Regions from separate parts of the Homo sapiens genome. Here region 1 is linked to region 2. A link is a loop called in an ENCODE intact Hi-C map of the cell type or tissue named here. Cell type or tissue: transverse colon. All regions are shown on one strand. Each heading gives the region's core, and the rest is flanking DNA. Links, peaks and the distances in the headings are about the cores only.

Region 1 (6,359 bases), core at 1,517-4,016, 220 kb after region 2:
TGAATTTCCACACACAGGACTGGCAGGGCATGAAAGTAGAAAAATGTATACACTTCGGCAGTCACAGGTTAAAACTGTGGATCCAGCTGGGCGTGGGGGCTCATGCCTGTAATCCCAGCACTTTGGGAGGCTGAGGTGGGCAGATCACGAGGTCTGGAGTTCGAGACCAGCCTGGCCAACATAGTGAAACCCCGTGTCTACTAAAAAGACAAAAAAAAAAATTAGCCAGGCATGGTGGCGGGCACCTGTAATCTCAGCTACTCAGGAGGCTGAGGCAGGAGAATCGCTTGAACCGGGAGGCGGAGGTTGCAGTGAGCCAAGATCACACCATTGCATTCCAGCCCGGGTGACAGTGCGAGACTCCGTCTAGAAAAAAAAAAAATTGTGGCTCCAGCCATTATGAACTGTGTGGGGACAAATCAGCATCTTAGGAGCTTGATGACTTGAAACGTGACATGCAGTGAAGGCAAACTTCTTCCTCCTCCTGAGAGATGTCAGGGCTAGGGAGCTGTGAAACGAATGGAACAGAGCCAGTGCCCAGCCAGCCCCAGTTCCCTCTCTCCTTCTGGGGACTTGTTGACAGTATCTCGTTACTATTGCAGGCAATGTCCCCTTCTGCTGAATGATCCAAGGACACCAAACTTTGCCTGATCGACAGGGGAGGCTGCTAAGCTGCACCTGCTCCCTGTAAGAGTGGAGTCAGGCCAAGGCATAGAGGCACACAAATACTAGCTTTCAGACTTGCTAGGACTACGTCCAGTCTCATCACAGCTGTCCACGTGGAAGTCTCTTTGAGGTCAAGCAAACAAATTCAACACAGTCAAACTTTAAACCATTCTGTGGGTGAAAGGTTTCTGAAGAATAGACAGATCTTATTCTGCAGTTTAATGTTTCTGGCTAATCTATGTAATTGTGTTATATAGCGCATTCACCTCAACTATGCCACACTTCAGCAGGCTACTCACTCCCTCTCTCATATCACATTTAGAAATGGGTCCAGAGAGGCCTGGACAACACCCTGAGAATGCAAAGTTTTCCACTCAAGTTCCAACCACTGGGATGGGCGATAGCCCTCTGCTAGGGCTGGTCTAGGTGCTCCCTCCCTGGGTATCAGCTGAATTCTACCTGGTGTTGGCAGTGCGGTGTTCCAAAGCAAAGTCCCACAGATACTGTACTTTCCCAAGCACACAGATTCTCTCTGAACCACAGGGCAGCTGCCAGGGGATAGGGGAAGAGCGGTGTAGACAATTCAAAGCTGTCTTTCCTACTTTTTTACCAATATAAACTTAAAACCAGGTATTGTGAATACTCACCTGATTTTCGGTTCATATAGAGGTGTTTTTTGAGTAGACAGTTGTCAAATTTGGTGTTTCTGTGAGGAAGACAATCAGTGGAGGCTTCTATTCGGCCGTCTTGCCCCATCTCTTCCCCATGGACAGTTTTTTAAATAGTTCAGTACATGCGAGTGAATGCCACTGAGAGGTGACAGCGTGCTGGCAGTCCTCACAGCCTTCGCTCGCTCTCGGCGCCTCCTCTGCCTAGGCTCCCACTTTGGCGGCACTTGAGGAGCCCTTCAGCCCGCCGCTGCACCGCAGGAGCCCCTTCCTGGGCTGGCCGAGGCCGGAGCCGGCTCCCTCAGCTTGCGAGGAGGTGTGGAGGGCGAGGCGCGGGCGGGAACCCGGGCTGCGCGCAGTGCTTGCAGGCCAGCGCAGGTTCCAGGTAGGTGTAGGCTCGGCGGGCCCTGCACTCGGAGCGGCCCGCCCTGCCGGCCCCAGGCAATGAGGCTTAGCACCCGGGCCAGCGGCTGCGGAAGGTGTGCTAAGTCCCCCAGCAGTGCCGGCCCACCGGCGCTGCGCTCGATTTCTCGCCGGGCCTTAGCTGCCTCCCCGCGGGGCAGAGCTCAGGACCTGCAGCCCGCCATGCCTGAGCCTCCCCCCGCCCCCGTAGGCTCCCGTGTGGCCCGAGCCTCCCTGATGAGCGCCGCCCCCTGCTCCACGGCGCCCAGTCCCGTCGACCACCCAAGGGCTGATAAGTGCAGGCGCACGGCGCGGGACTGGCAGGCAGCTCCACCTGCGGCCCCGGTGCAGGATCCACTAAGTGAAGCCAGCTGGGCTCCTGACTAGTGAGGACTTGGAGAAGCTTTATGTCTAGCTAAAGGATTGTAAATACACCAATTGGCACTCTGTATCTGGCTCAAGGTTTGTAAACACACCAATCAGCACCCTGTGTCTAGCTCAAGGTTTGTGAATGCACCAATCCACACTGTATCTAGCTACTCTAGTAAGGACTTGGAGAACCTTTGTGTCGGACACTCTGTATCTAGCTAATCCAGTGGGGAGGTGGAGAACCTTTGTGTCTAGCTCAAGGATTGTAAACGCACCAATCAGCACCCTGTCAAAACAGACCACTCCGCTCTCTGTAAAATGGACCAATCAGCAGGATGTGGGTAAGGCCAGATAAGAGAATAAAAGCAGGCTGCCCGAGCCAGCAGTGGCAACCCGCTCAGGTCCCCTTCCACACTGTAGAAGCTTTGTTCTTTTGCTCTTTCCAATAAACCTTGCTACTGCTCACTCTTTAAGTCCACACTGCCTTTATGAGCTGTAACACTCACCGCGAAGGTTTGCAGCTTCACTCCTGAAGCCAGCGAGACCATGAACCCACCAGGAAGAGCGAACAACTCCAGACACGCCACCTTAAGAGCTGTGACACTCACCGTGAAAGTCTGCAGCTTCACTCCTGAGCCAGGAGTTAACTCTAGCTCAAGAATTTCCTAAAATAAAGGGAAAGGTTCCCAAATACTCAAGAATCAAAACACACAGCAGTGATTCATTTTCTCACCAATGTCACATGGCAGATGGAAGAGCTGATTTAAAAGCTTCATGTCACCCAGGTAGATAGGAGGATTTATTGGCAATTGAAAATGCTGGAATACAAGTCAATAATAATGATTTTACAGATTGTTTCTAACATTAATATATAGGCAGTAGGTTTTCATTGTAATAAACAGCATTATGTAGAATAGCTACAATTACACCCTGCCGGGCATGGTGGCTCACGCCTGTAATCCCAGCACTTTGGGAGGCTGAGGTAGGTGGATCACTTGAGGTCAGGAGTTCGAGACCAGCCTGGCCAATGTGGTGAATCCCCATCTCTACTAAAAATACAAAATTAGCCGGATTTGGTGGTGCATGCCTGTAATCCCAGCTACTTGGGAGGCTGAGGCAGGAGAATCGCTTGAACCTGGGAGGCGGAGGTTGCACTGAGCCGAGACCATGACATTGCACTCCAGCCTGGGCGACAAGAGCGAAACTCTGTCTCAAAAAAAAAAAAAAATTACACCCCAAAATCTAAGACATGTTTTTCGATTTATGCAGTCACTTTTTAATTCAATGTTATTACAACTCAATTGAAACAAGTAGGTGAACTGAGGTAACTTGAAGTGATGTAGCTTTGAAAGGGATGTTTTTGCTTCAAAGTGAATCAGTTCTTACAAAGATGAACCCATTTTGTCAAGGTGAATATAAATGTTAAATGAACATAATTTTTTGGCAGTCAATTCAGCTTTGGAAAACTTTTCAGTATATCTGGAACAACTTGGGTATCTGATATACTTTTAAAACCTGTAATTTTTGAAATTCAAATATAGATCAAGTATTGCCAATGAAATTTAGCACCTGAATTGAGATGAATCATAATTGCAAAATGCACATCAGGTTTTGAAAACTTAGCACGAAAAGAGGAAAAGAAAATATTTCAATAATAACTTCTATATTGATGACATGGTGCAATAATATTTTGGATATAGTGGGCTAAATAGAATATATCATTAAAATCAATTTGACCTTTTAAAAACATGTTTAATGTGTCTACTAAAAACGTGAAGTTCCAGCGTGGCTCCCATTATAATCCTGTTGGACATATTTGGGCTCAGAACCTGATGCTTCAAAGTATGCACTTTTGCATGCTGGGAACTTTAAAGGAGATTGGAAGGGCCCAGAAACAAGGTCCTCCTGTCTCATGGCCCTCTCTTTCCTGCAAAGCAAGCCATAAAACCTGGAATGGTCCCTCTCTCCCTTCTCCGTTGAAGACCCTTATTCCAGAGGGGTCCTGCCCAATACCCAGGAGGAAGGAGGTCCTGAAAAATCTGACACACACACCTTGCTGGGGTTCCCCACTCAGTTTATGACCGTTACCCTTACGTTCCATCACATCTCTACTGGCTATCCTTTCTCCATCAAACCTAAGCATAAAAATACAGTTTCCCCAGATCTTTGGGTCTTTATTTCTGAAAGCTCCTGTGTCACATAAAACTTTGGTTGCGTGCATTTGTGAGGCTTTTCTCTTGTTAACGTGTCTTTTGTTACGAGGTGTTGGCCATGACCCTAATGATGAGTGGGGGGAAAGCATCACACCTTTCCTCCCCTACTTACAATAAGGATTCAGAGCCCCCTGCTCTTCCTACCAATGGTGGGTGGAGACAGGGGCTCAGTGGTCCCATCAAATGTTCCACTGGCTGGATAGGTTAGGTTACTTTCCCATAGTTTGCTTTCACTAGTTTCTGTTATTTCTCATTTATTTCCTGTAAACTGAAGGATAGAGTTAAAGATTTGATTAGATTCAGGCTCAAGATTTCCCACAGGAATACCCCTCAGTGGGGCTGCTGGCTTCACAACATCCTCCCGGCTGGCACCTGGAGCTGGCCCCCTTCCCTTAGTGAGGCTAAGGTCCAGTGGATCCCTCCTTGTGAATCTGCATTTTCCCCTTGAGGACCAACAAATCACCCCGGGCATTATACCAACTGCCTGGTGCCTGTCTGCATTTCTATTAACCATGGACTGAATGCTTTCAGCATCCCTCAATGATTTTTGTCTGAAGCAGTAACTTCACTTGGGATGGCAAAGTGGTGTTCTTTTCATTCTACTATTCTTTCACATTTATTATCTGGAATTACTCTGAAAAGAAGAGCTTTCCTTCATCACCAGGGCTAGCTGAAATAGTTCATACAGATAAAAGCTCTCTTCCCTTTACTTACCCAAAGAATTAGTGCGCTGATTAAGACAAAAGACTTTGGTGGTGGGGGGAGGGGGATTGTTTTGTTTGCTCTCTTTCTATGTATCTTTTTAAAGGTTTTTTAAAACTGTTAAGTTTTGGGCCGGGCGTGGTGGCGCAAGCCTGTAATCCCAGCACTTTCTGAGGCCGAGGCAGGCGGATCACAAGGTCAGGAGATTGAGACCATCGTGGCTAACACGGTGAAACCCCGCCTCTACTAAAAATACAAAAAAAAAAAAAAATTAGCCGGGCATGGTTGCATGCACCTGTAGTCCTAGCTACTCAGGAGGCTGAGGCAGGAGAATCGCTTGAACCCAGGAGGCGGAGGTTGCAGTTAGCTGAGATCACGCCACTGCACTCCGGCCTGGGCGACAGACCAAGACTCCGTCTCAAAATAATAATAATAATAAACTCTTAAGTTTCTACAGATAGTTTATTGGAATATAATTTGCACCCATTTAAAGTGTCCAATTCGATGGTTCTTTAGCATATTCACAGAGCTGCACAACCCTCACTACAATCAATGTTAGACCATTTTCATCACCCTAGAAGAAAGCAGGTCCCTGTTAACAGCCACTCTCTATTTTCCCCCAAAAGTCCCTGTCCCTGGCAACCACCGACCTATTTCCTGACTCTGGATTTGCCTACCTTGGGCATTTCATGTAAGCAGATCATACAATATGTGAGCAGATCATACATGAGCAGACCACACAATACATGATCCTTCCTGTCCGGCTCCTCTCACTTAGCCCTGTGTTTTCAAGGTCCTTCTATGCTGTAGGAAACACCCCTGCATCCTTCCATGCATGGGTCCATACTTCATTTCTTTCTATTGCTGAATAATATTCCATTGTAGGGATACTTAATCTGTATTTCTCTATTCACCAGTTGGTTCAACATTTGGTTTCTGCCGATCTGATTTTCCCCCAATTCAGTTTTCACCACACACAGAACCAAACGATTGTGTAAGAGAAGCAGATAAGAGGATCTAGAGAGAGCTCATGACGTTTCTGACCTTCTCCAAGGTTAGAAACCAATAGGGATAACATCTCTGCCCTTTACCCTCTAAGAGAATAGATAATGCTTTGAGGGTTAAAGGGTACAACATTTAGAACCTCTCCCTGATAAAACAAACAAACAAACCCATATGTCTGCTTAGTAGCAAAAGAAAGAGAATAGTAGGTAGGAGTTGCCATAAAGTAGAATAAAGGGAAAAAGGGAAATTCATATTTGTCCAATATATGATTGGCAGTATCAGGCCTTTTATGGCGATTATTCCTTTTAATTCTCATAAATACTCAACAACTTAT
Region 2 (6,359 bases), core at 1,691-4,190:
AAGAGAGGAGTGTGCTGCACAGAAAGCACATTGAAGGTTTCTTCCCTGTGATGTGGCTTGGCCACCCATGGTGGGAACATTCTGGAGTTTCAAGGCTTGGTCACCCACAGTGGTATATTCTGGAGTTTTAAGAAGTGTCCTGAATCACAGGTCCCCTTGCATGGCCAGGCTCCGAGTCTGCAGAGCTTCACGTTCTCTCAGCCATCCGGGACAGAGCACACGGGTTCTCCCCAATGGTGTCATCAGCCTGGACCCCATAATACTTCTTTGCTGTGTGTGAATTTACAGAAAACCTCGGGCTGATTTGTGGTCTGTGCCGCTAAAAATGCTGGTGAAGCTTGTGCAGAAGGAAGGTGCCGCAGGCTGGACTTGGCGTTTGCTCGGCAGCCACAGACAGCTGTGGCTGTTGCGGGACCGTTGCCCCCGAGCCATGCGTGGCCATTCTCCATGTAATTCGCAGCTTCTAGGTTAATATGTACAAAGTCCTTGGAGGTCATTTAGGACATTTTATCTTAGGAATTAGCCATGGACTGACTATTCACTACGTGCCTAAATTATCAGTAGGACTTGGGTGTAGAGGGTTAAAATGCAGACAAAAAGTGGTGCTTACCTGACGCCAATGGAGGAGGAGGTCATTAAAACCGTCGCGTAAGTCAAATTACTCAGAAGCCACGAGAGAACCACATAACAGCATGAGGTGGTGCTGGCATTGGGTTTCTTACTAACTACTGTTTGGCCTTGAAAAATTTTCTGTAGAAAAAATGTCTAATCTAGGCTCACAATATAGCTGATCTAGTGTTATCTTACAATAACATTTTTGGGAAAAAATCCCCGAACAACTTTGATTACTTAAAAATTTTTAAAAGCAACAAAATATCTTAAAAGATTGAGAAACTATCAACATTTTTTAAAATGCACAGATTTCCACATGTATTAATGCTGGTAATTTTTAAGAAATAGAAAAACAGGAAAAGTCAATAAGGATGTTTGTTTTAAAAGCTGTTGCTTCTAGAATAGGTTTTATTCTAGGAAGATGGCCTTCGTGACATTGCTGATAGAGATTTATAGTGAGATTTAAAGTCTTTGACTCCTGACGCTGAGTTTCTGTGATGAATGACTTCCCTCTGCACATTCCAGCCTGTGACTGCCTTCGGCCCACGATGGAGCGGGCGCCCGGCACCTTCTGTCAGGCAGAGCCGGGCTTCTGTCAAGGGCTCTCCTGTACCTGGACCCATGAACCTTCTGGGCTCAGTTCTTTCTCCCACATTCATTTGTTCCTCTTCCTCTTGGGTGTTAGGGGCCTTGGCGCACCTTAGATTAGGAGAGTCAGGCACCTGTTGTCAGGGGCCTTGGTGGCTCTGGGCTAGGTCAGCACTGTGGCTCCTGCTGGGCAGCCCCCCATGGGCACCACAGTGGGCTCACTGCCCCTGTGTGAGCCCAGGTCTCTAGGGCAAAAATCCTGCCACACCCACATGTGGCCATCAGGCCCTGCTCCCCAGCTGGCCTGACACCCACATGCAGCTCAGAGCTGTGGGCCTGGGCTCTGGCCTGGCAGAGGGAGGATGGATGGGAAGGATGGACCTGCAGCTGAGAGCCTTTGGAGCCATTTTCCGGAGTCAGGGTCGGGGGTTCTGCATGTTCATCTCCCTCTCTTGAGCCTGGCTGTCCCTAGGCTGTAGAAGGTGCGCCATGCACCTACCGGAGCTGTCCGCAACTGTACCGTCATGTATGTGAACACGTGTTGCTGGACAGGAGCGACTCGGTTGACATGGCCTCAGGCAGGCATGAGAGCTGCTGCTGGTGAGCAGGGCGGGTCCCGTTAGTGGTGGTGGTGATTTCTCCTGCAGCTGGTGAGGGGAGCTGTTGCCTGTGATCCATGCGTCGGGGTTGGGGCTTTGGAGGTAGCCCCCATGTTGTGAATTCTGGCTCTGCTATGTGGCACTCATATGACTTTGGCAAGGTCACCAATGGGAACTTCTTGAGGCTCAATTTTCTTCTCTGTAAAATTAGTATAACATCTGCCTTACAGGGTCTGACCCGTAATAAATGAAACTCCAGAGTGCTGGGGGGCTCTCAGGTGGCATGGCAGGTCAGCCGGGGTGTGGTCTGACTGGCACCTTCTCCCCACTGAGGCTGCGTCCCTGCACCCACACACAGTGGGTGGCAGGGTACGGCAAGAGACACGGTAGAGGCCTAGCGCAGGGACTGCTGTTACAGGGATTGGGTGTCTAAAAAGCGTCGTCATTTAGGCTGAATTCCATTGAATGAGAATGACTGCAGTGAGGCCTGTGTATGCAGGGAGATGTCTCCCAAATGCAGCAGATCCATCCCCTTGTTCACAAAGGGCAAAGAGTGGGCGGGAGTCCTGCGCTGAGTGGGCAAGTCCTCAATGGTGTCTAGACCCCACAGGCAGCACAGGGGACAGAGCGCCCATCCTGGGGGGGTGTGCTCTCCCTCTCTGATGTTCAAGATGGTCCAGGACAGGATAGAGCGGGGATAAGGAGAGAGGTCCCGGAGACCATCGGTATCTCATTCCAGCACCTGCACCCAGCTCTTGCTTTTGCTGTTTCCTACCTGGTATGAGCGGAGCGAGCACACGGTGTGTGGGCACCGTTGGCCTGTGCGCCGCAGGTTTGTGTTTCAAGCGGGAAAGGCCGGGCATCTCTGGGGCCCCAGGGGGTCAGCAGGTCCTTCCGATGTGACTGGGCAGGTCAGCCTGGCCTTTGTCCACTGCTTCCTTTCATTAAAAAGAAAAAGGCATCCCCTCCGATATCTTCAATCATCTTCAGAAATGCTTTTCTTACTCCTCCCTTTATTCTACATCTTCTTCCTCTACGTTTCCTTTTTGCTTTTGTGACCTGTGACCAAAATACTGTGCACAGGGAGTCCACGGTGGCTGGAAGGCCAGCCTGGGAGTGTGAGACACGATGTTCTTTCTGGTGTGTGGTGCGGGAGTCGCATGGCTCAGCCCCCAGTGGAACATCTATCTATGCTTGTTTCCCAGTCAGATGAGTCAGCTGAGAGGGAATGTTAATTATCAGAACTGAACTTCTGAAAAAAGGTGCTAATGAACAATGCGGCCACATCCTGCTGGGATTTCAATGGCAGGAAATAAAGTAGGACTAGTCGGGACCTGGGCTTCATCCGGCTGAGCCCCACATCCAGCCCTGACGCAGGTGCTCAGGTGTAGACCCCTGGTGTTCTTGGTGGGTGTGGAAGGCTGGATAATGTCTCCTCGAGAAAGCCACAGCCTAAGCCTGGAACCTGGAGCTGTTCCCATATGTGGCAAAATGGGCTTTGTAGGTGCGATCAAGTTAAGGACCTGGAGATGGCGTGATGTTCCTGGATAATCTGGGGAGGCCCTAAATGTAATCACAAGAGTCCTCGTGAGAGGAGGCAGAGGAGGTCTGATTGCAGAAGCGGGAAAGGGTGTGACAGGGAGGCAGAGGTTACAGGGGTGGAGGAAGGGTCAGGAGCAAGGAACGCAGGTGGCCCCCAGGGCTGGACATGGAGTCACCGGAGGGACCGGCCTTGCCAACACCAGCAAAATGGATCCCGAACTTCCGATCTCCACAACTGGGAGGGAAAACCCTGTGTTTCAAACCACTGAATTTGTGGAATTTGTCACAGCAGCAAGACAAAGCGAATATTCTGGTCAGTTCAGCTTTGAGGAAGATAGCATGTTGTAGAAGATGCAGCAGACAGGACGCAGGCAGGGCTGTGGCCTCAGTGTGGGAGGGACACGGGCAGGGGCCAGGGCAGGGCAGGGCCTGGTCACAGAAGGTGAACACCTGCCCTCGGGGCCTGGGTAGGAAGCGGGCCGGGCAGCACAGCTGTGTCCCAGTGTCCTTCTGGGAATGGGGGCTCGAGGTATTACGATAGAGGGCTCGAGGTGTTCACTAGATGTCCACATGGCATTCCAGAGCCAGATGTTCAGCCTCCGACAGGCGTAGGAAGCTCGGCTGCATCTATATCTGTCTACAAATCAAGTCTACATAGAAAAATGTACTGATCTCAAACATACACAAATTGTAAGGCATGGCAGGGAGCCATGAGTGGCAGAGGAGGACAGTGTTTGAGAGGGCAGTCCAGGGAGACATCTCCGCAGGGCTGAATGAAAGAGGTGATTGGCCCCTAGAGGGTGTGGGGCAGAGTTTCTGGGGGAGATGTGGCTCAAGCCTGGTTCCTGAGCTGACTGGGCTTTGGCCTCATCTGGCACCTGCCAGAAGTCAGTGTCCCCAGAAAGACGGGGAAGATGGGGTGGGCTGTGAGAGCCCAAAGCTCTTGGGGCCTTGGGGAGGAATCTGTGTCCTGAAGGCCATGGAAAGCCCGACTGTGTCCTGAAGGCCGTGGAAAGCCCGACTGTGTCCTGAAGGCCGTGGAAAGCCCGACTGTGTCCTGAAGGCCGTGAAAAGCCCGACTGTGTCCTGAAGGCCGTGGAAAGCCCGACTGTGTCCTGAAGGCCGTGGAAAGCCCTAATGTTTCACATAAGGGAGTGATGGGATCATATCTCAATTTAAAAGGATCCTTTGGGTGATGCGTGCAATTAGATTGAAGGCTGGCAGAGAAGAAACTGAGCTAGCAAGCTCTCGGAGCTGCCATCCGACACCAGGGTGGACAGGCCTTGCAGATAGCCTGGACACACTATACATGACAGAAAAATCAAAGATGACTCCTAGATCTTCAGCCTGAGCTACCTTTTAGAAACAGGCGTGACCGTGAAGCAGGGTGAGTAGCTCAGGGTGTGGGTTAGTGAGGCAGGTCAGAGCTCTCCTCTGTACAGGATCAACCTGAGACTCCTTCGGTGACGTGTTTTGCAAATTTCAGCAGTAGACAAAATTGTTTTGAAAAAACTCCATGTTTCTCGTTATACTGCAATCTGTTTGCTTCACTGAAGTCTTAAAGACTTTCAGCAGCACTGCTCCTAGCTCTTGCACCCCAGCCGCCTGAATGGTGGCGACAGGCTGAGCTACAAATCAGCAGGTCTATGAAATGCAGCACCGGAAGCATTCATGTCAAACTGCAAATGCCACTGAAAGTGAAGGATTCCAGGTAAAAGCAGGCATGTTTCAGGACTGGAAATTTTTCTGATCACTAAATCAAACCTCCCCCCTTAACTTAGAAAATTCAGACACGTGCTTTTAACTAAGGACTTGAAATACAGGGAAAGGCCCTGAAAAGTCCACCCAAATGGATAGCTCCGTGTCCTCTGGGTCAGCTTTCTCTGGGAGGTCCGGGAAACACTGCTCAAGCATCTGTCTTTTAAACAATAATTAAAGGGCAGGAGGAGAGGGGAGAGAAGAGGCAGGAAGAAGAAAGACAAGAGAAGGGGAAGAGTGGAGAAGAGTCAAGAAACAAGTGGGACGTAGTGCGCAGGGCCAGAGGGAGGAGGACAGGTCAAGGGCATGGAGAGAGAGAGGCTGATGTGGAGTAAATTTGGCAGTGGCCACTTGGGAAAACATCCAAATGTAAGAGGAGATGAGCTTCCCAACTGCACAGTCCTGTTACCTTCACTCAGCATTTTCCTACCCGAGCATGGGTAACAACAGACGCCCGGACAGAGTGATAAATGGAGCACAGCCCACGGGCTCTGCAAAGCAGTGTCTGACCTCGGTCAGATGAGCAGGATTAGTGGAGGCAGTCGGGCAGCAAGGCCCCAGCTCAGAGCTCATCATTTCTCCTTTCCTCGCCCTGGTCTGTCATGGAGGGAGAGAGGAAGAGTGCCTGGTTGCAAGCCCGCGAGGGGAGCCAGGGGTCTGCAGGAGCCACCGTGTGTTATAGCTTTGCCAGGTGACCCAGGGGTGCATGCCATCTTTCTCCTAAGGAAAACTACAAATTCAGAGTTTCACTCATGCACCAGCTGCAAGGAGGATAAACGTCTCTGAGCAGACCACTGAGAAGCCAGAAAGGACAAGTCCCAGTCTCTTTTCTTCCATCACACCTGCCCACATCACACACCTCGTCAAGGGGCTTGACTCCCCTGAGCTTCCCACAGAGAGTCTCTTCCAGGCTTTTCCTAGAGCCCCCCCAGATGGTCAGTGAGTTCCCTGGCCCTCACACTCAGATTGCGGCCCTTGCATCTTGATGTTGGACGACGGAGGAAAAATAAGAGGAAAAAGAACAAACAGGCCTGGGAAAGGGGTGTTGGAGAATGGGTTGGATGCCTTATTCATTCACAGTATTTCTTCTGTGCAATTAGAGGATGAGGCAGTTGGAGAAAGCCAAGCCTACCTTGTTTTTAGAGAAACTTTTTGTTTTTAAGTTTGTTTGGCCCCAGGGAGATCTGCATCCTGGGCGTGTGTGCCCTACCCATGGCACTTTCCTGGTCACAGGGATGAGCTCAGGGTTGAGAATGTGGC

What was found. A loop is a pair of places that touch in the nucleus more often than their neighbours do. Peaks named below come from ENCODE experiments on the same cell type or tissue, not always from the same donor. Only the 100,000 strongest peaks of a DNase experiment are listed, where the experiment ranks them.
Region 1: a loop joins it to region 2, with 7 times the contacts of the local background. A loop is called at or near these places in 22 of 110 quality-filtered maps.

The regions. Positions count from the first base shown.
Region 1 is chr6:166,389,027-166,395,385 of GRCh38, reverse strand. No RefSeq gene overlaps it. Among named protein-coding and RNA genes, the nearest start is that of MPC1-DT, 9.0 kb to the right of the region's middle. RefSeq lists a silencer at 1,689-1,872. In transverse colon, for the core only: no CTCF peak of the experiment used is centred there; no DNase peak of the experiment used is centred there; H3K27me3 peaks cover 2,215 bases.
Region 2 is chr6:166,611,861-166,618,219 of GRCh38, reverse strand. All of the region lies in intron 1 of RPS6KA2 (ribosomal protein S6 kinase A2), which reads left to right. Among named protein-coding and RNA genes, the nearest start is that of RPS6KA2, 12 kb to the left of the region's middle. In transverse colon, for the core only: no CTCF peak of the experiment used is centred there; a DNase peak (open chromatin) is centred at 2,935; H3K27ac peaks cover 560 bases.